Linked DNA regions of Homo sapiens: region 1 is linked to region 2. A link is an interaction called in ENCODE POLR2A ChIA-PET data of the cell type or tissue named here. Cell type or tissue: CD4-positive, alpha-beta T cell. All regions are shown on one strand. Each heading gives the region's core, and the rest is flanking DNA. Links, peaks and the distances in the headings are about the cores only.

Region 1 (10,834 bases), core at 906-8,905, 220 kb before region 2:
AGGTGAGGCCTTTGAGAGATGATTAGGCCCTCATGAATGGGATTAGTGCTCTTGTAAAAGAGACCCCAGAGAGTTAGCTCTACCCTTCTACCATGTGAAGATACAGTGAGAAGGTACCGTCTAAGAGAAAGTGGGCCCTCAGCCGGGCACGGTGGCTCACGTCTGTAATCCCAGCACTTTGGGAGGCCAAGGCAGGCAGATCACCTGAGGTCAGGAGTTCAGGACTAGCCTGCCCAACATGGTGAAACCCTGTTTCTACTAAAAATACAAAAATTAGCTGGACGTGGTGGCGGGTGCCTGTAATCCCGGTTACCGGGGCGGCTGAGGCAGGAGAATCGCTTGAACCCGGGAGGCGGAGGTTGCAGTGAGTGGAGATCAGGCCACTGCACTCTAGCCTGGGTGACGAGAGCAAAACTCCGTCTCAAAAAAAAAAAAAAAAAAAGTGGGCCCTCACCAGACTCTGAATCCACCAGTGCCTTGATCTTGGACTTCCCAGCTTCCACAACTATGAGAAACAAATTTTCATTGTGTATAGGCTACCTAGTTTATGGTATTTTGTTATAGCAGCCTGAACAGGCTAAGACAAGTAAGAACTTACTTTTCTTATGTTCTTTATTTTTCTGTAAAGTATTACCTTCTCCCCTTCCCAATGAACAGTTTGTCAACAGTCATTTTACTTTTAGGCCCTGGTGTGCCAGGTCCTGACTGAAATACAGACTGATCGCTCTGCCATAGAGTGACGCAACTTACTGCGTGTCTTAACTCCTTATAAAGGCAACTGGGACAAATTCGATATGTATTGGCTGCTTTAAGATAAGCTAGTTGGCATTTCAGGACCCCCTGTATTTACTGGAAGTAATGTCACACTGAGCCACTCTTCTGGTGAAAATGTACAGCTGGTAGAAGAAATTGTGTGTTAATGATATTGTCAATGCAGGAGGGCCACTACATACAAGGATGCAGAGTCAAGTATACACTGTTTGAAAAGTACGCACAATATTGAGAAAGACCAGAAAACATTATCTTTAAGCGGATAGGCTGAATTAAATTGGGAATTCCTGGCTTCACAGAGTATATCCAATCTGATATACTCTGTGATCCAAATCTGGATCACACAAAAATATAATAATTTTATTTGACATAATATAGAAAATTAATACAAGATAAAGAGGACAAATTACTCATCAGTTTGGGAACTGTGACTTACTTTGCCTTGAAGGAAAGGTATGTTGTCCCTTTTCTGGGATCAAATAAAACCATTCAATTATTGAATAAATACTGCGCACTAGCTATTTGCCAGACACTCAGATACTAGGGATTTAGTTTCGAATGAAAGAGACAAAAGTTCTTGTGTTTATGGAGCCCTACATTCTAGTTGATGTAGACAAGCAACAAATGAGTGAAATATATAGAATGCCAGATAACTTAAAAAAGTACTATGAGGAAAAATAAAGCATGGGAGGGAGATGGTGACTACTAGGGTAGGGAACAGGAGATTGCAGTTATAAATAGGATGGCAAAGAAAGAGTTCAGTGAAAGGATAATAAAAAGCCAGTACATGGCCGGGCGTGGTGGCTCACGCCTGTAATTCCAGCCCTTTGGGAGGCTGAGGCGGGCAGATCACTTGAGGTCAGGAGTTCGAGACCAGCCTGGCCAACATGGCAGAACTCCGTCTCTACTAAAAATAGAAAAATTAGGCTGGGTGCAGTGGTTCACACCTGTAGTCCCAGCACTTTGGGAGGCCGAGGTGGGCGGGTCATGAGGTCAGGAGATCAAGACCATCCTGGCTAACATGGTGAAACCCTGTCTATACTAGAAATACAAAAAATTAGCCAGGCGTGATGGCATGCACCTGTAGTCCCAGCTACTCGGGAGGCTGAAGCAGGACAATCGCTTGAACCTGGGAGGCGGAGGTTGCAGTGAGCCGAGATCATGCCACTGCGCTCCATTCTGGGTGGCAGAGTGAGACTAAGTCTCAAAAAAAAAAAATAGGCATGGAGGTGGGCACCTGTAATCCTAGCTACTTGGGAGACTGAGGCATGAGAATCACTTGAACCCAGGAGGTGGAGGTTGCAGTAAGCTGAGTTGATGCCATTGCACTCCAGCCTGGGTGACAGATTGAGACTTTGAAAAAAAAAAAACCAAACCAAAACAAAAAACCAAAACAACAAAAAAAGATAGCTATTACAGCATCATCGTGATAAAGATAAGTATTGGCAGTGACCTTAATGTCTATCTGTAGAGGATTGGTTAAATATATTATGGTGCATCCATATAATGGAATATTGTACTGCAAATGAAAAACAAGTTCTACATATACAGAATGGTCTCCAAGACACATGTGAAGTGGTTAACAAAAGGTTCAGAATGTGTAGAGTATGCTACCATTTAAATGCGTCACATACATAAGTATATATAGTATTTTTATAAATGCATGGAATCTTACTGGAAAAACATAGAATAAACTAGTAATAATGTTTCTCTCTGGAGCGGGGAACAGGATGATTTGTGGACAGAAGAGTGAGGGTGAAACACTTTTTTTTTTTTTTTTGAGACAGAGTCTTGCTCTGTCACCCAGGCTGGAGTGCAGTGGCACGATCTCGGCTCACTGCAAGCTCCACCTCCCGGGTTCACGCCATTCTCCTGCCTCAGCCTCCCAAGTAGCTGGGACTACAGGCGCCCGCCACCGTGCCCGGCTAAGTTTTTGTATTTTGTTTAGTAGAGATGGTGTTTCACCGTGTTAGCCAGGGTGGTCTCGACCTCCTGACCTCATGATCTGCCTGCCTCAGCCTCCCAAAGTGCTGGGATTACAGGCGTGAGCCACCGCACCCGGCCAACACATTTCTTTTTATCCAGTTTTACTATGGGTATGTACTATCTGGTCAAAATATGTACAATATAAAATACGAACACGACTGTCCTGTAACACATGGGAAAACAGACACACTTTTATTAAACTTGGTGGCCTAGATAACTGTCTAGCCTAGATACTGAATAAGTGGGATATTTAATAGAAACGTGGATTCCGTTTTGATGAGCTGGAGACCATGTAGACAGTGACCACACTGAAGCAAGGCCAAAATCCTGTTTTGATTGGGTAATGGATTATAGTGAACATGATTATAACACTTAGATTTGTGTGACTTTTTTTGCTCTCCTCATCAAATGGAGGCTGTATTCATTTCCTGGGTTTGCCACAACAAGGTATCACAAACTAGGTGGCTTAAGACAACAGAAATGTGTTGTCTCACAGTTCTGAAGGTTAGAAGTCCAAAATCAGGGTGTCAACAGCGCTGTGTTCCCCATGAAACCTGGAGGGGAAACCTTTCTTGCTTTACCTTAGCTTCAGATGGTTTGCTGGCAGTCGTTGGCTTGCAGCTGCTTTACTCCAGTCTCTTGCCTTTGTCATCACATGGCCTTCTCCTTCTGTGTCTCTGTTTTCATACTGTTGGCTTCTTAAAAGGACAACAATCATATTGGATTAGGGGCCCACTCTACTCCAGTATGATCTCATTTTAACTAGTAACATCTGCAACGTAAGGTCACATTCAGAGGTACTGGGGGGGTTAGGATTTCAACATATCTTTTTGGGAGAGGAGTGGGCAAATTCAACCCATAACAGAGGCTTTACAGTTTGATTATGTTGCTTCTCTATAGTAGTCTTTCATATATGAAAATGTGTTTTGTAAAGTTGTATGGAAACATAATGTTTTGCAAGTTCTTTTTCTTTCTTTCTTTCTTTTTTTTATTGAAGATTATTATAAAAGATTTCCTTGTGGGGAGAAAAGACCACTCCACCTCTCTTAATAACTCCAACCTAAGATTGCAGCATATTTATTAAAACTAAAATTTTGATGAAAGTAGAATGTTTTCTCTAAGTTGTAAAATAAAAGTATGGAGATATAAATAGTAGTGAGTTAAAGATGACAGTAACTAATTTAGACATTTTTTGTGCTTTTTATAAAAGTCATAGGAAAAGGATGACTTCAGATTAAATACTTTATATTCTTTTTTTTTTTTTTTTGCATTTTTGTTCTTTCTCGTGCAAAAATGGCTTCTTTCCAGATCACTTTGACCTGAAGATACAATAAAATATGACAGCAGAGAGAATGAGGCTGTTATTTAGTTCCATTCTTCTCCATTGTTTTTCTTGTACCCATAACTGTTATAATTACATAAGGCGTTAAGAAACCTTTAACTCTTTCTCATCTTTCCCTCTTTCTCATGTATACATGAGAAAACAAATATTTGTTAGTGTACAAAGTCTTTTTAAAAGTTACTGCATCCTGGCCGGGTGCGGTGGCTCACCCCTGTAATCCCAGCACTTTGGGAGGCCGAGGCGGGTGGATCACGAGGTCAGGAGATCGAGACCATCCTGGCTAACATGATGAAACCTCGTCTCTACTAAAAATACAAAAAAACTAGCTGGGCGTGGTGGCGGGTGCCTGTAGTCCCAGCTACTTGGGAGGCTGAGGCAGGAGAATGGCGTGAACCCGGGAGGCGGAGCTTGCAGTGAGTCAAGATTGTGCCACTGCACTCCAGCCTGGGTGACAGAGCAAGACTCCATTTCAAAAATAAATAAATAAATAAGTAAATAAAAATTAAAAATTATAAAAATTATAAAAGTTACCACATCCTAAAAAAGCCTTTTTGATGTCATTTTACCCTTTGAGAAATAATCGATCGACAAATCAGCATCTTGGTTTCTTTTGGCTTTTCACACAGGGTCAAATAAAAACTAGGAGACTCTCCCTATTTCCAATCTTAATGACAGTTTTTCATTTTTTTCTTTAAAAAGTTAATACACGAAAACGTAATGTATTTAGCTATTTTTATGAGTAGTTTCACTGAGTTATTTGTAAAATAGGCAGTTAAATCTAATTTTTTAGGAAGTTATGCTTCCTGTTAGAGTGGGTTAGAGTAATGTGCTTTCATTCAGCTGCTGTCTAGTCATCTTTAAATTTTTTTTTTTTTTTGAGTTTTACTCTTGTTGCCCAGGCTGGAGTGCAATGGAAAAATCTCGGCTCAGCGCAACCTCTGCCTCCTGGGTTCAAGCGGTTCTCCTGCCTCAGCCTCCTGAGTAGTTGGGATTACAGGCAGGCACCACCATGCCTGGCTAATTTTTATTTTTTTTTTAAGTAGAGATGGGGTTTCTCCATGTTGGTGAGTCTGGTCTTGAACTCCCGAACTCAGGTGATCCGATCTCAGGTGATCCACCCGCCTTGGCCTCCCAATGTGCTCGGATTACAGGCATGAGCCACCGCGCCCGGCATCTTTAAAATATTTTATGAATTTAGGTACCATAGAATCTTAGAATTGATTTGAACTGTGGATATTATTTAGTATGACGTCACAAATATAGGAATTCTTTTAGGGTCCCTGATACTTAACCTCTAGTGACTGTGAATTCACCACTTTCTAGGCATCCCAGTATCTTTTTGGGGGCAGTTAGACTTGTAGATAGTTCTTTCTTTTTTTTAAACCAAAAATTGCCTTCCTGAAACTTCTGCATAGTGGCTTTGTTACCACCATCTTTGGTACCCCATAACAAGTTGGCTTCCTCTTTCCCATGCTATGCTAAGACCTACAAATCTTTGAAGGCTGTCATATCTTCCCCTTGTGCTTTTTGCTAAGCTAAATCTGACACCCAGAATTGAATGCCATTTTGCCACATTTCTGAATCTGAAATTCTGGGACTAAGTTTCTCCCATTATTTGGAGGTGCAGCCAGGATTAATAACCTCTGTAATATAAATGCCCTGAAAGGAAGGTACAAGGTATATTGGAAGAGGGCCTGAATAGACTTGGGGGATTGGGGAATGATTCCTGAAGGAAATGATAGCCATATCAAGTTCTGAAGAGTATGCCAGACAGAAAGAAGTGAACAGTAAGTGTGATGTCCTGTAGGCAACAGAAAGAAATTGAGAATGGTTGGATGGCACAGTCATGGGGTATCAAATGGAAGAGGTAGTAAATGAGGTTGAAGAGAAATGTGGGGACCAAATGGTAAAGGCCCTGAGAAGTCATACGAGGAGACTTTCCTGAGGATAATAGTCATTAAAGGGGGTTTTACGTCAGGAATAACATGATCAGACATTCATTTTAGAAGTATCATTCTAGCCAAAATGGGGAACAAATTGGAGGGACTAAGAGTGGTTACCAGGGGTCAGTTAGCAGCTATTATGGTATTCGTTGAGAGATGATGGTGGTGCCTAGAACTCTACTGGTGACTTAGTGTTGGGGAGAAACAGATTGGACAAATAGAACATGGCCGTTTGGCTGTGGGGGATGAGATGGAAAGGCAAAAGTTAAGGATAACATGCTTGTTTCTGGCTTCGTAAACTGGGTAGATGAGAGGGAATTTAATGAAAATAAATTGAATAGGATTGGGGTGGGTAATGGTAAGAAAGAAGCAGAGTTGAGTTAAGAAGCAGGGTTCAGTAAAGTTTGAAGCAGAGGTAGCACATCCTGTGGAGCTGCACTACATGCAGCTGGGTGTGAGGCTAAATTAAAAGACAACTAGGCTGGAGAGCTTTGGGCTGGAGACAGCTGTGGGCTGGAAATGTAGATTTGGCGATCAGCATTGATGCTAATCGAACTCAGGGGAGTGATTGAAATAACCTAGGGGAGCATTTGTAGAGTGAAAGATGAGGGCATAGGACAAAACCCTTAAGAACTATTAATGTAATGTTAGTTTTTGAGCCTTTGGTATTTTGACTGGATTGTCTGAGAACCAGCAAAAAGGAGGGAATCAGGGCTGTTCTGATATAGGTATTTAGTAGAAACCCACCTAAATTATTTGATTCGAAGAGTAAAGTTCTCAAATGGTCTATCCTACCCAGCCTGTCACAGTATCTGACATTTATGCTGTTAGTTTCTCTACTTTGGCTTAAGGTGTTGTCTCTCTTGGAGTTTCCTGTTAAAGTGTTGTTATCCTTAGAGAACTAGAATATTAATCCCATTGTTGGTGATCGTGGTAGTGTTTTTAGGGTCACTAGCTTTTATTCTGGAATTCAGTGAAAGGATGGATGGGAATTTGAGAAAAATAAGATTTGAAAAACATGCCATTACTGAGGAGTTTAGGACCACAGAACCTGGACTTGCAGCATTGAGGTTGCCAAGCACCTGGATAAGGGGAGTGAGAACAAGTGAGAGCAAGAGAGAGGTTGGAAAAGGGGGACAGTGAGTTGGATAAGAAAGAGAAAATGTCACTAAAAAGGGAATAAGAGAACAAAGAACTAAATAAAGGAAAAATCTTGACAGTATTTTAGTTATAAATTAGGGTGACCATATAATTTATCATCGAAACTGGAACATATCAAGATAGAGAATGGCCATTAATAATTATGTTGTAGGCCTGGCGCAGTGGCTCACGCCTGTAATCCCAGCACTTTGGGAGGCCGAGGCGGGCGGATCATGAGGTCAGGAGATTGAGACCATCCTGGCTTACACATTGAAACCTGTCTCTACTAAAAATACAAAAAATTAGCCAGGCGTGGTGGCGGGTGCCTGTAGTCCCAGCTCCTCGGGAGGCTGAGGCAGGAGAATGGCGTGAACCTGGGAGGTGGAGCTTGCTGTGAGCCGAGATCGCGCCACTGCACTCCAGCCTGGGTGACAGAGCGAGACTCCGTCTCAAAAAAAAAAAAAAAAAATTATGTTTAAAAATTGGCATAAATTGTGACTATCACAAGCAAAGAAGGATGAATGGTCATTCTAGTTATAATGTGCATATTGCATAATAAAATAGTTTCCGTTTTTTAGCTATGATATGTCAAGCATTGTAATAAGTAAACACTTTATACATCTTACTACATTCTTACAATAATTCTCTGAGGTGGCATTGTCTTCGTTTTATAGTTAGTGAAACCAAATCTCAGGGAGGTAACCTCCCAACAATTCTCTGTGGCAGTCAGAATTGGAAACTATATTTATTTGACCATACACAAAATACACATAAACTCTTAAATACTGTATTGTACACTACCGTTGCTGTGGGTGTGTATATGTGTTTTAAAATGTCCTCTGAGACTGGCAAGGGTAGGGGGAAGAAGGAGAGAGGAGAGATGGGGTTAAAGGACACAAAATTACAACTAGATAGGAGGAATACGTTCTAGTGTTCTATGGCCCGGGAGGATGACTATAGTTAATAACATATAGCTTCAAATAGCTAAAAGGAGAATTATTGAATGTTCCCAACACAAAGAAATGATAAATGTTTGAAATGGTGGGTATGCCAATTACCCCGACCACTATACATTTTATTTACTGAAACATCACTATGTACCCCATAAATATGTAGAATTATATTTCAATTAAAAAATTTTAAAAGGGCTGGGTGCGGTGGCTCATGTCTGTAATCCCAGCACTTTGGGAGGCCGAGGCAGGCAGATCACGAGGTCAGGAGTTCGAGACCAGCCTGATCAACATGGTGATACCCTGTCTCTACTAAAAATATAAAAATTAGCCGGGCGTGGTGGCGCGTGCCTGTAATTCCAGCTACTCGGGAGGCTGAGGCAGGAGAATCACTTGAACCTGGGAGATGGAGGTTGCAGTGAGCCAAGATCACGCCACTGCACTCTAGTTTGGGAGACAGAGCAAGACTCCGTCTCAAAAAAAAAAAAAAATTAAAAAAGTTAAAAGTCCTCTGACTAAAAAACAACTCTGACTTGCTAATTGCTAGCATAATGTATCATCATAATATTAAGCCCCCTTCCCTTTCTGATACCCCTATTTTTTGAGGCATGGAGAGAGGGGAATAACCTGTCTGAAATCAGTACACTTAGTAAGTGGCAGAGCCAGATTTCAAACCCTGAAGACAGTTTGATAGCAGCACCTCCTTTTTCTTTTTTTATCTTATTTTATTTTATTTTGTTTTTGAGACAGGGTCTTACTCTCTTGCCCAGACTGCAATGCGGTGACGAGATCTTGGCTCACTGCAACCTCTGCCTCCCCGGCTCAAGCGATTCTCCTGCCTCAGCCTCCTAAGTAGCTGGGATTACAGGCACGCGCCACTACTGCCCGGCTAAGTTTTGGTTGCTTTTTTTTTTTGAGACGGAGTTTTGCTTTTGTTGCCCAGGCTGGAGTGCAATGGTGCGATGTCAGCTCACTGCAACCTCCGCCTCCCGGGTTCAAGAGATTCTCCTGCCTCAGCCTCCCCAGTAGCTGGGATTATAGGCATGCACCACCACGCCTGGCTATTTTTGTATTTTTAGTAGAAACAGGGTTTCTCCATGTTGGTGAGGCTGGTCACGAACTCCCGACCTCGGGTGATCCGCCTGCCTCGGCCTCCCAAAGTGCCAGGATTACAGGTGTGAGCCACCGTGCCCAGCCTAATTTTTGTGTTTTTAATAGAGACGGGGGTTTCACCATGTTGGCCGGGCTGGTCTTGAACTCCTGACCTCAAGTGATCCACCCACCTCAGCCTCCCGAAGTTCTGGGATTACAGGCCTGAGCCACCGTGTCCAACCAGCACCTCTTTTCTTAACTGCTATTCTATACTGCCTCCTTCAGCCATATTCTTTGTCTGGACATGTTTTCATTTCTCTTAGGAGTGGGTTTGTTGGGGAGCATGGTAAATGTATATATACCTTTATAAGAAAGTTGCGAAATTATTTACAAAGTGGTTGTATCATTATGACTTACCAGGAGTAGTCCGTTTTTGTTGCCTCATGACTCTTTTTTTTTTTTTTAAGACAAGCAGATTCTGAAATTCCAGCAATTAGAAATAGCTTCTTTCCCCTTTAACGTTTTTGCCTCATTTACACCTACCCTCACCTGTACCCACTTCTGTAACTCAACTACATCTTACACTTTTATGGTCTTGGAATGTTAACAGCACCAGCAAATAATAGCAAGAATCAAACAAAAATGTGTTGAGTCTTAGTGTCGCCACTGGCTACATTATTGCCCAGATGACTTTTCACTTAAACTGTTTAAGTGAATGATTATATGCATTTCTTTACAGTGTATTCACAGAGGAAATAAATGACAGTGATTTATTGCAGTGCTAATAGACATTGTACTAATTAAGTGATTTTAAGTCAAGTTTCTTTACCTTTCTGGGCCTGTAAAGTGAGGAAATTGAACTAGATTTCTTACAGGTCTATATTTGTCCCTGACAGATCTGTATTTCTTTGAGAAGAAGAAAGGAATTGGTATTTGACATTAAATGATCATGCATAAAAATGGGACATATATTTAAGTACTTATTTTTCATTCAATGTCAGAGTGATTTAATAGGGTCAAGGCCTGATAATTTAAGCTACTGTTTCTTGAGGAAAAGTGGAAAGTACTCAAAATGTTACTGGAAGACCTATGCCTTTGGCTTCTTGTAGTTTATCAGCTGAAATTTAAGACTTTTGAATTGTAGTGGATTGGGCACTTAAAAATCGATTTTATTTTTAACTTATAAGAAGATCTGAGGTTTGGAAGGAATCTTAAATAAAGTTTGTCTAAATCATCTATCAGTAGGACTTTTGAATCATGATCCTAACATCCTGACCTCTGATAACAGATACCCTAAGGCAGGACATTCCACTTTTAGGCAGCAGTGACAACAGAAAGATGTACTAATAGGTAGAACATACAGCCTGTACTCATTCATTGGAGTTGTGCCATTTGGGATGATGCAAAACTAGCATAATTTTTCTTTGTGACTGCCCTAAAAGTATTTAGACACAGCATGGATAACTTAATTTCTTTAAAAATGCATTCTTGTCTTCATAGCAATATGATGGAACTGAGACTGATTATCTTGGAGACTAGAAATCTCTGCATAGAGATGGAGTGTACACTTTGGCTTCTGTCTAAAATAATTTTCTTTTTTTTTTTTGGGA
Region 2 (11,838 bases), core at 1,917-9,916:
CTTTCAGTTTCTGTCGAGATAACGTTCATAACATAAATCCACACTGCAGGTTATTTAACTGTATTATATCTTTAGAATGGCAAGGAATGTTCAAATACATTGATCTTTACTCACATAAATGATTTTTAATAGTAGCAGCATCTTCTAATTGGAAGGGTAGCTATTATAAAAATGCAATCTAAGAAAAAAATCTTAATTAAATCCTAACAATATATGTTTGACACTAAGTGATCTTTGCATCTTAAAGATAACATTAACATCTTTAGTATCATTCAACTTCCCAACTAAAGTATGGTAACTAGTTCTGTAAAATATTACATAAAAAAATTTATAATGTTTTAAGAGTACACATGGTCAGGCGTGGTGGCTCACACCTGTAATCCCAGCACTTAGGGAGGCCGAGGTGGGCGGATCACAAGGTCAGGAGATCGAGACCATCCTGGCTAACACGTTGAAACCCCATTGCTACTAAAAATACAAAAAATTAGCCAGGCGTGGTGGCGGGCGCCTGTAGTCCCAGCTACTCAGGAGGCTGAGGCAGGAGAATGGCGTGAACCCGGGAGGCGGAGCTTGCAGTGAGCCAAGATTGCGCCACTGCACTCCAGCCTGGGCGACAGAGTGAGACACCGTCTCAAAAAAAAAAATAAGAGTACACACAAAACATACATATATTTAAGCTAGGGAAATAAAAATATAAGGTTTTAAAAAATCTGCAAGTTTTTCAAAAAGCAAATTCACAGACACTGAACATTGTACTATGCTTGTGCTTTAAATGTCTTATAGACATGAAGGGAAAAATCAGTTTAATGCAATCAAAGCTTTTATTTTATATATTGTGGCAGCCAACCTCAAAGATGGCTCACAGTGATCCCTGCCTCCTGATAGTCATGTCCTTGTACAGACCCATTCTATACTGTATCAGAGTTACCTGGTATAACAAACAGAATTTAGCAGAAGTGATGATGCATTACTCTTGAATACAGATAATAAAAAACTGTGGCATTTGCCTTATTCTCCTTTGGATTACTTACTTAGGGGGAAGCCTAAGTTCCCCTTAAGTATGTTGTAAGGACAATTAAGCAGCCTATCAGAGGCCCACATGAGGAACTGAAGGTCATGCACCAAAGGCCATTTGAATAGCTATCTTGGACACAGATTCTACAGCTCAGCCCAGGGAAGACCTGGATGGCTGCAGCCCTGTGTCAATTCTGACAACAACCTCATGGGAGATACCAAGCCAGAACCACTCAGCTAAGGTGCTCCTAAATTTGACTCACAAAAACTCTAAGATAATGGCTTAACACAACACACATTTATTAAGTTTTAGAATAATTTGTTATGCAGAAATAGGTAACCATATAAATTAAGTTACAAATTCTTATTGTGAACACATATATTTCTTACCAATGTCATCATCAGTTTTGTCTGCAGGTTCTTTTTCAAGACATTCTCGAACAAGATCTCGCCCCTGCAATGGATCTGTTCGATCAATCTCTTCATCTTCCTCTTCGTCATCCTCAGAATCAACAGGTCCTTCTGGAAGACGTGTCAAATCTACATCTCCTACCTCACTCTCCGTAGCCTATGAAAAGAAATCTTGATCACTTACCATTTCATGTAAAAAATATTATAAGTCACAGTCTGAATTAATCAAAACTACCCATCCCTACAAAATATAAAAGACTTGGGCAACGCTGGATGCTGCATCAAGAATACAATAAAATGATACTTATTTATAAAAGGTTCTTTCTGCCCCAAATTTAGAGGCTCATCTTTCCACAGTGTGACAACTAGGTGATAAATCAGAATCAGTAAATGTAAAATGGTCAGGAGACTCAAACATCACTAAATGTATTAATATCTGTTTTCCACCCAACACTTGTATTTCCTAAAAGTACTAAGTTTACTAAAACATGAAGTACAGGAAAGAAAAAGTTTACCAACAATCACCTTATGAGTACCTATTAGTCTATGCTGGGTATTGTGAAGAAGATACTGTTCTTTCATCACAGAGACTTAGGCTTAGTAGGGTAGGTAATCATATAAATTAAGAACAGAAGTTTAAAGTAAGGTAAAGAACAGTACTAAAATGCACTAAAATAGACCCATCGTAAAGGACTGAACAAATACTCTTCATTTCCCAATACTTTACTGTAGGATCTAAAAGTGTGCAAAGAGCTGTGATTTTTGAACTCTATAAAATGACCTTATACTTACAACTACAATTTGGAAACATATTAGTCTTACATATTTTAAAGAAACTATAAAATTTTTAAAAACCATATATTAAAAAGTCATTCATAGAAAATAATGAAAATGTCTTTTAGAAGATAAAATGGTACTAAGTAGATTCTTAAAAAATATTTCTAAATATTATACTCACTTGAGTCATCTTGTTAATGAAAAAGCATGGGTATTAAAGGCATTATAGAAAAAATGAGTGAACACACAAGAATTCCCTAATAAGTAGAAAGCACTCAAATATGAATATTAGTGAAGACTACAGAATCTTAATTCATTAAGTATCTCATGTTTTGAACATTTACCCTTTTTTACTGCCAAAAAGATCATCTTTTTTTTTTTTTTTTCTTTTTTTTGAGACAGGTTCTCCCACTGTCACCCAGACTGGAGTGTAGTGGTGTGCACTGCAGATCTCGGCTCACTGCAACCTTGTCCTCCTGGACTCAAGAAATCCTCTCTCCTGAACGCCCTGAATACCTGGGAACACAGGTATGCACCACCCTACCCAACTAATTTTTTAAATATTTGTAGAGACTCGGGGGAGGTTGCTATGCTGCCCAGGCTAGTCTTGAACTCCTGGGCTCATGTGATCCACCCACCTTGGCCTCCCAAAATGCTGGGATTACAGGGTGAGCCACCATGCCCAGCTGATCTTCCTTCTTTTGAGGACTACCTTTCCTCTCCATCTTAAACCCAGAGATTACAGTGGGAAACAGTGCCCTGTTCCCTAGCTATGTAAACTAAGTTAGAAAGAGCTTTTCTCTAGATTTCTGTACACAATTAGATCTGGAAGCAGAGCATCCTTTCTTAACTGGTTGCTAAATTGGAAGAATATGAGAGTAGGCAGCCTATAGCCTCATGGAAACGCCTTCCTGTGGCAGAAGAAAATGAAACCAATAGGCAGGGAAATAGGAAAGGGAATGGGGAGGAGGACACTGAACAAGAGAGTCAAACAAAGACTCAGAGCAACAAAGCAACAGAAACAGAGCATGCAGGGCAGAGAAAGAAAGAGCACAGCATGTGCTGCAAAGAGCATTTGTGACAGAAAGTGTCACAAAGCAAGCAAGCAAGGAAAAATAAGCAAGCCGTACGGAGCCAAAAGACCAGAAACAGGCAGACGGGGCAGACGTACCTGCAAGCATCCAGGTACCCTGAGGCTAGAGTTGCCTCTGCTTTCTCTGGTGGTCAATAAACTAACCTTTTGGCTTTACATTTTTTTTCTTCTTTTTTTTTTTTTTAAAGACAGGGTTTCACTCTGTCACCCAAGTTGTGCAGTGGTATGATCACAGCTCACTGTAGCCTCAGCCTCCCTAGTAGCTAGGACCACAGGCACTGGCCTTTTGGCTTTTGTTAATTCAAGTTAAGGCTCTGACACCTACAACTAGAAGAGTCTGGATCTGTTTCCTAAGACCATGTCTTATACTTCCTTTGGATTTCTGCACAGCTTTAAGTAATAGTCATTTAACAATCTAGACTAAATACTCAAATTGTGATCTTTAAATTAGACAAGCTAGTTCTTAAGGGTCTGCGATTGTCTGAATGTTTGTACCTCCTCAAAATTCTTATTTTGAGTGATGGAATTATGAAGTGGGGCCTTTGGGAAGTGATTAGGTCATGAGAACTCTCACGAATGGGATTAGTATATAAGAAGCCTGAGGGAGCTCATTCTCCCCTTCTACTCTGTGAAGCTACAGTTAGAAGGTACCTCTAACAATCAGAAAGAGGTCTTTTACCAGACACCAAATCTGCTTGCTGGTGCCTTGATCTTTAAACTTTCCAGCCTCAAGAATAGTGAGAAATAAATTTCTGGTGTTTATAAGCTACCCCCCAGTCTACAGTATTTTGTTACAGCAGCCTGAATGGACTAAGACAGGATCATATAGGGGCAACTGTATCTCATGACTGACTAGTACGCTCTGAGTTGTTTACTGGCTATGAAATTACAGGGTTTAAACGGAGTATATTTCTGAATAATACATAGAACCACAAACTTGTTTGCAGGTTATAATCCTTTTTTAAAGACAAGTAGTTTTAAATTTAAATATGTGTACATGCTAAAAAGACTTTCCAAAAACCTTATTTATATACACTGATTTAATCTAAGAAACGACTGGGAAAAAACCTAAAGCAGTATTTTCTACACAATTTAATTTCTCAATATGCAGGAGAGCTCACTCCTAGTATATCCCTTTTCTATTTTATCAATTTTTAAGTGTAATCTGCATTAAAAATTCAGGTTTTTAAATCACTCTGTCTTCATCTTAATCTAAGGTTTTCATCCCCTGACCCAGATTATTTCAATCTGGTCTCATTCCCATATTTTAGATTATGTTGGATAAAAAGATAGATGGCTCACAACATAAAAAGGCAAGATGGAATTTAGTTATATGGACAGTAGAGAAGGCTAATTATCATCTGCATGAGAAGCAAAGACAATTAAGGAGATAGCTCTTTAGGAAGAATGGAAGTCATGGGTTGGGACTGAGAGAAGGCTACTAAAAGAACTTTTTTAGGAACCTTTTAATACCAACTGCAAAGGAAAGAATATAATCTACCCTTACAATTTGTCTTTCTAAGCCAGGCACAATGGCTCCTGCCTGTAATCTCAGCACTTTGGGAGGCTGAGGCATGCAGATCGCTTGAGCCTAGGAGTTTGAGGCCAGCCTGGGCAACACGGAGAAACCCTGTCTCTACAAAAAAATACAAAAATTAGCCGGGTGTGGTGGCATTAGCCGGGTGTGGTGGCACATGCCTGCACTCCCAGCTACTCAGGAGGCTGAGGTGGGAGGATTGCTTAAGCCTTGGAGGCAGAGGCTGCAGTGAGCCGAGATCTTGCTGCTGCACTCCAGCCTGGGTGACAGTGTGAGAACGTGTCTCAAAAACCAAAACCAAAACCCCCCAAAAACCACAACTACCTTTCTTATACCTCTACTTTTTACATAGTAGTATAAAAAGAATAAAATTAGTTAAGAAAATACATTAAACTATTAAAATATTAAGAGTATACATGAGCATAAGGTGATAAAACAGGAATTAAGAATAAAAAATAAGACTGTTCAAAAACATGCTAAGAAATTTAAAGGGATTTTTTTAAACTTAAAATGAATTTTTAAAAATGTAAAGACCAACTCCTTGATTAAACAAAGGAAAGTCAGGTCCTTAAGAGAAAGGTAGATATGATTATGACCACAGGACAAGAAGTCACTGCATGATACTTCTGAAGATGCAGTTCCTGGGCAGAAAGTTTAATTCTATAATAATTAGGTAAGAATTTTTTTCAACGTAATATCCACAATGTTCAGCATACAATAAAAACTTACTACATAAGTGAAGCAGGGAAATGTGACCTATAAACAGGAAACAAACCACTATAAAGAGACTCGATAATGATAGAGATAATGAAAGTAAGAGACAAGAACTTTCAACATTTACTACAAATAAGTTCAAGAATTTAGAAGAAAAACAATTAGAGGAAAAATGGATAATCTCAGTAAGGAGATATAAACTGTAAGAAGAATAAATTTGAAGAAAGGGCAACAAAAGCTACCCAATCTGAAGTAGAGATGAGAAAAAAGCCAAAAAAAAATTAATAAAGCCTTAGAGACTCATATCATAATACCACGAGTGGAAATATGTGGGTCAAAAGACACTCCGTATTCGTGAAGGTAGGGTACACAGAAGACTCATCCCCAGCCTTTCAATTAATTTATCCTAGCACCTGGGACATATCAGACCCTTAATTATGATAAATGAGTTAAGTCCAGGAAAAATATATATATTGGTGATAGGATTAAGACAGCATGAAACTTTTTTCTTTTCCTGACATATGAATGTGTCTCTGTATACATAAATATAATTTGGTGAGGCAGACAGTCTGAGGTGATTTTCTGATGACTCGGCCTTCCCCAAATAAACCACCAGAGGATATCCTTTTCCTGTTTCCATCTAGATAAACATGAAGCTACAATGAAGAGAACTATAGGTTGGAACTAAGAGTTATACAAACTTACAAAAACCACATTTTCAAATTTAGGGCAAGTGTTAAGCCTTAGACTTTCAGTGCCTCTCTTTTCTGTATTCCCATCTTTAGTATTTCATTTAACCTTTTCATGGACCATTTAGTTCTTAGGTCTTCCTGGTCAGGGTTAGAACTCTATGAAGTTAATCTTTCAGTCCAGGTTGACCCATTTCATAACCTCTACAACACGGCAGGCAGGCAAAATCAAGTCTCTTTTGCCCTGGATAATAAAGTTTTAGTTAGCAGAGATCTGCATTTTCCTTGAAGCCAATATTGGTTTCTACTTTCAAATATAATTCAGTGCAAAAAAAGAATTTCTAGAGTACTTCCTAAATGCCAACACTGTGCCTGACTCACCATGGGATACAAATTTAAGACATCAACTCTGCACTCCATAAATTTACTCTGGTGATGAAAAATGTCAAGTTTACAAGTAACTACCAAAAAAAGCAGAGAGAAAAAGTGACATGTCCGAGAGAAAAACTGCTGAGGGATTCCAAGGAAGGAGACATTTCTTCTTGTTGGAAAGACATGGGAGATAACATGAAAATGTCATCTTCATGAAGCTACGGGTAGAAGAGCATGATTAAAACACAAGACTAGGAAAAGGCAGACATGTTCAGGGAATAACGTACATATGTGATGGGGCAGAATCTAGAATGTGTAAGTGGGGGAACAGTAAAATATAAAACTACATTGTAGTTAGAGGTAAAAGGCTTGGAATTTAAAATTAAGAGTGTAATTTAGATAACAGTGAAGAATTAAAGCTTTTTAAATACAAGAGTAATTAAAAATCAGAGCAATTTATTTCAAGTGGGAGTTTAAAAATGATAGTCAAAAGATGATAACAGATTTTGACTAGGACTCAGATGATATCCTTTTTTTTTTTTTTTTTTTTTTTTTTTTTTTTTTTTTTTTTTTTTTTTTTTTTTTTTTCTGTGACGGAGTCTTTCTCTGTCACCCAGGCTGGAGTGCAGTGGTGCGATCTTGGCTCACTGCACCTCTGCCTCCTGGGTTCAAGCGATTCTCTTGCCTCAGCCTCCTGAGTAGCTGGTGCATGCGCCACCGCACGTGGCTACTTTTTTTTGTATTTTTAGTAGAGATGGGGTTTTGCTATGTTAGCCAGGCTGGTCTCAAACTCCTGACCTCAAGTGATCCACCGAACCCAGCCTCAGATGATATTCTTAACAGAAATATTAAAGAAAGGTGTAAGAGAACATGTGGTGACTTGAGTTGACAAAAGAACATACTGGTGAAAACGTGGCACCAGAGTTCTGAAGAGATTGGCACTCCGAGCTGTGCATTAGGAAATCATGTTGCCATAGAGGTGGTAACTGAAGTCTTGGGATTTTTAAGAACACGCTTACTGCCTATATAGAAACTGAAAAGGTAGGTGGTGGATAAATGTGTGTCTGGAGTTGTTTAAGAATGAGTTAACAAAAAGACAACATGCTTTTGTTCAAGAGTCAATATTTCACAGTTTTCCAGCTCATGGAAAAGACTGAAATAAATAGAAAAAGGAATCTAGAAAGAAGTACTCCTTATTCTCTTGAATACTCTTTGAAGATGCAGAAAATATTCTATCTAAGAACACTCTTACACCTTAATGTATACTTTAAAATTTTAATCTATGCTGATTAGAAACACATTCACACTGGAATCATTGATTTGCCTTTTTTTCCCTCCACACTATAGTACATGCTATATTTTGAAGTTTCTTTGAGGGCCAAGGGCTTTTATTTTTAGACCAGAAGACATGAAAACTCTCAAGAAGGAAATGCATAGAAGTGTAGCCACACATTTGGCCATATAAAACAGTGTAAACAGTTTTCCTGTTAAGAACTGCTGTCAGGAAAACCAAATCCCGCATGTTCTTACTTATAAGTGGGCGCTAACAATTGGGTACACATGGACCTAAAGATAGGAACACCAGACACTGGGGTCTATTAGGGCAGGGAGAGAGGGGCAAGGGCTGAAAAACCACCGAATGGGTATTATGCTCACTATCTGGGTGATGGGATCATTCGAACCCCAAACACTCAGCACCACGCAATATACTATGTAAGAAATCTGCACATGTACCCCCCTGCATCTAAAATAAAAGTTGAAATTATTTTTAAAAATTGGGGAGACATCCATTTTTCTGGATAAGAAGACTCCACGTTAGAAAAAAATGCCCAAATTAATCTATATATAGTCTTCTGCCCCACAAAAAAAGCTGGATTTCACTTGAAACGTTTCTAAATTTCTAGAAGAATAAAAGCAGAAACACTAAAAAAAAATTGCTGTTAGGATATCTTCCCCTCAACTGTCCAAATTAAAAATACTTCTATCATTTCACAAGGCTTTTCTTATGGTGTTAAAGGCTAGGTGTTCACTTAAAAAATCTCTCAAATGCTAAAATTCAAATAACTAGACAAATCACTTCAGCTATCCCAGGCTAAGATACATACATTGGCAATGTACACCTGTAACTAAGGGGTATATTCATAGCTCCAAAAGGGAATCTAAAGGCAGCCTAAGGTGAAAGGAAAGATCAAGGGTCCAGTACTGATATTTAATTCTTCTCCTTGTTTATTCCCGAGGATCTGATTGGAAACATTCGCGCATGTACACACACACACACACACACACACACACACACACACACACACAAAATTTAGTTAGACATTTCTCTTACCCATGGATTAAAATTATAGAAATCTTGTACTTTGGAGGGTATATCTTATCAATCTATTATAATTCTGTGTTTATTCCTTTTACTCTCCTTTAAATATTTTCCAATTTTTTTTTCAACTTTTAACTATACAATCTATTTACGTCCTCCTTAATATTTGTTAAATAAATAAAAATGTTCGTTTAAGAAACATAATAAAAACTACCCACAAACCCACCACTAGTAGAAAAACACTGTTACTAACTGGTGTTCTTGAACTCGGATTTACATTCTGTATCTACAAGTATAACATATTTAAGTATACAGGTATATATATTTATTTAACGAAATATAAATAAAATGTTAAAAATACCTACTTATCTCATAGATATGATATATAAGATTTTATACATATGAGATATAAAAAATATATAAGTATGTAGGTGTATATTTTTATGATTTTGATTTTTTTCCTTTTGTGTTTATCTTTATTGGCTTCTTTTTATTTTGGCGTTTATGCTGTTTCTATCTTTTGGCTATGGTCCTAAAGTTAACTGTTATGTCAGAGTTTGAAATTTTTTTTTTTTTTGGAGACGGAGTTTCACTCTTGTTGCCCAGGCTGGAGTGCAATGGCGTGATCTTGGGTCACCGCAACCTCCGCCTCCTGGGTTCAAGTGATTCTCCTGCCTCAGCCTCCTGAGTAGCTGGGATTACAGGCATGCTCCATCACCCCAGCTAATTTTTTATTTTTAGTAGAGAGAGGGTTTCTCCATGTTGATCAGGCTGGTCTTGAACTCCCGACCTCAGGTGATCCGCCCACCTCTGCCTCCCAAAGTGCTGGGACTGCAGGCTTGAGCCACTGTGCCCAGCAGCAGAGTTTGAAAATTTTTATCTTCTTTGACTACTCTTAAAAAATTTTATCTTAGGTTTTATATATTTGATGTTAACATTATTATAAGTTTCTTCTTTAAATTTCTTCATTCCTATTTTGGTTCTAGAGTTTTATCTTATTTATTTTATCTTTATTCCTTTTATCTTTTCATGCTCTCTAAATTCATTCCCACTTTTATTGGTTAATTTATAAGTTTCATTGCATCATATTTTTTTAAACTATATGATTCCATTTATATGACCTTCTGGAAAAGGCAAAACTATAAGGTCAGAAAAGAGATTGGTGGTTGCCAGGGCATAGGATAGGGGTCAGGAGAAGGTACTTGACTGCAAAGGGTCATATGGATACTTTCTGAGGTGATGGAAATATTCTACATATTGATATAGGCTATGCCATGGTCCTGCAATAGAACACCTCCAACCAACACCAGCAGGTGTACTCCAGTCTCATCCTCAGGTTGTCCAGCTAAAAGGGGAGTAATCTGCAGGTGCTAATATAAGTGCAATGCTCCTATAGGAGCTCCTGTAGTATCTTTGCAAAGATGTAGGGACCAACTGTGTACAGTCCATCTTCTAGTTCACAATAAAGCATTGGTCTTTCCAAGTGACCTTGAATCTTAATCTGTGCACTATCCTGGCTTAGAGATGTGGATATCCCAGTGATACCAGGTTCTTATAGTTTTTCTTGTCTTTTCTTCTTTTTTGAGACAGAGTCTTGCTCTGTCGGCCAGGCTGGAGTGCAGTGGCATGCTCTTGGCTTGCTGCAACCTCCGCCTCCTGGGCTCAAGCAATTCTCCTTACTCAGCCTCCCAAGTAGCTGAGATTACAGATGTGTGCCACCACGCCCAGCTAATTTTTGAATTTTTCGTAGAGACAGGGTTTCACCATGTTGGTCATGCTGGTCTTGAACTCCTAACCTCAGGTAATCCGCCCGCCTAGGCCTCCCATCCTATAGTTTTTCAACACTAAACCTCTGTGTATAGTCTTAGAAAAGTCCAGATATTCTCACATGTCCTGAGAGAAATCTACAGCCACATCCCTGAATTTCACTGATCCAGGGTCAATCTTCCTCAGTGTTTTCTTCTGGAAAAACACAGTCTACTTTGATTTTTAGGTGTGCAACAATTCTTCTTTCACAAGATAATTCTTTTGGGGAGGGGCAGAAAGCATGAAGCCCAATAGGTACACAAGTACTAAGTGGTGCCAGAGCTATTGTATTAACTTGTTTCATCTCTCTTTTAATTCTTTGTTCTCTCTACTATAAAATGGAGAACAGGGAAAAATTCCTTGTTCTGTATACTGTAAAAAGCAAACAGGGAGATATAGATGACCACAGCAATTACCTTTGTTGAGAAAAGCCACATATAAACCAAAAAATGGGTATTGTCTTTGTTCCATTTTGCATCTGCCTACAAACTTCCCTGAATAGAAGAAGGCTATTTTCCTAAAATATCTCAATCTGGGTAACTTTGTAGAACCAGTCTAAAATGCTTTCCTCAGACAATGATACTATTTCTACAATTCTTAGTATATGGTAGCCACTAGCCGTATGTGGTTATTAGGCACTTAAAACATGGCTAGTCCAAATTGAGATGTGCTGTAACTTTAAATTAAACTCTGTTTTTTGATGACTTAATATGCAAAAGTAATGTAAGGTAACTCATGCATAATGTTAAAACATTAAATACATGTTGTAATTATAGTATTTGGTTATACTGCACTAAATAAAATATATTACTAAAATGAATTTTACCTGTTTCCTTTTATATTTTTTAATGTGGCTACTAGAAAATTTAAAATTAAATACGTGGCTCACATTAAATTTCTATTTGACAGTTCTGAAATAGGTAATATATTTGAATTCCTTAACAAACCAACCCTCAATATCATGCATCCTCTTGTTATTTTATTTAAACTGTTTTATGTTCTATACTCATGATCTCTGACAAAATCAACCACTGGGCTCCACACCCAGGGAACTGCTCCTTACAACTTGCATTAAAGAAGACATCATAGAAGTTCCACTATCTGG

Evidence for each region. Peaks named below come from ENCODE experiments on the same cell type or tissue, not always from the same donor. Only the 100,000 strongest peaks of a DNase experiment are listed, where the experiment ranks them.
Region 1: POLR2A ChIA-PET joins it to region 2 with 10 read pairs; 2 of 35 experiments call an interaction of 5 or more read pairs at or near these places.

Annotation. Positions count from the first base shown.
Region 1 is chr5:131,293,150-131,303,983 of GRCh38, forward strand. The region is part of intron 1 of CDC42SE2 (CDC42 small effector 2); the gene reads left to right. Among named protein-coding and RNA genes, the nearest start is that of CDC42SE2, 35 kb to the left of the region's middle. In CD4-positive, alpha-beta T cell, for the core only: no CTCF peak of the experiment used is centred there; a DNase peak (open chromatin) is centred at 3,272; H3K27ac peaks cover 1,267 bases.
Region 2 is chr5:131,508,910-131,520,747 of GRCh38, forward strand. RAPGEF6 (Rap guanine nucleotide exchange factor 6) reads right to left here. Exons shown (of 28, transcript NM_016340.6): 8 at 1,405-1,582. Among named protein-coding and RNA genes, the nearest start is that of RAPGEF6, 120 kb to the right of the region's middle. In CD4-positive, alpha-beta T cell, for the core only: CTCF peaks have their summits at 6,150 and 6,349; DNase peaks (open chromatin) are centred at 5,042 and 6,152; H3K4me3 peaks cover 1,353 bases; H3K27ac peaks cover 515 bases.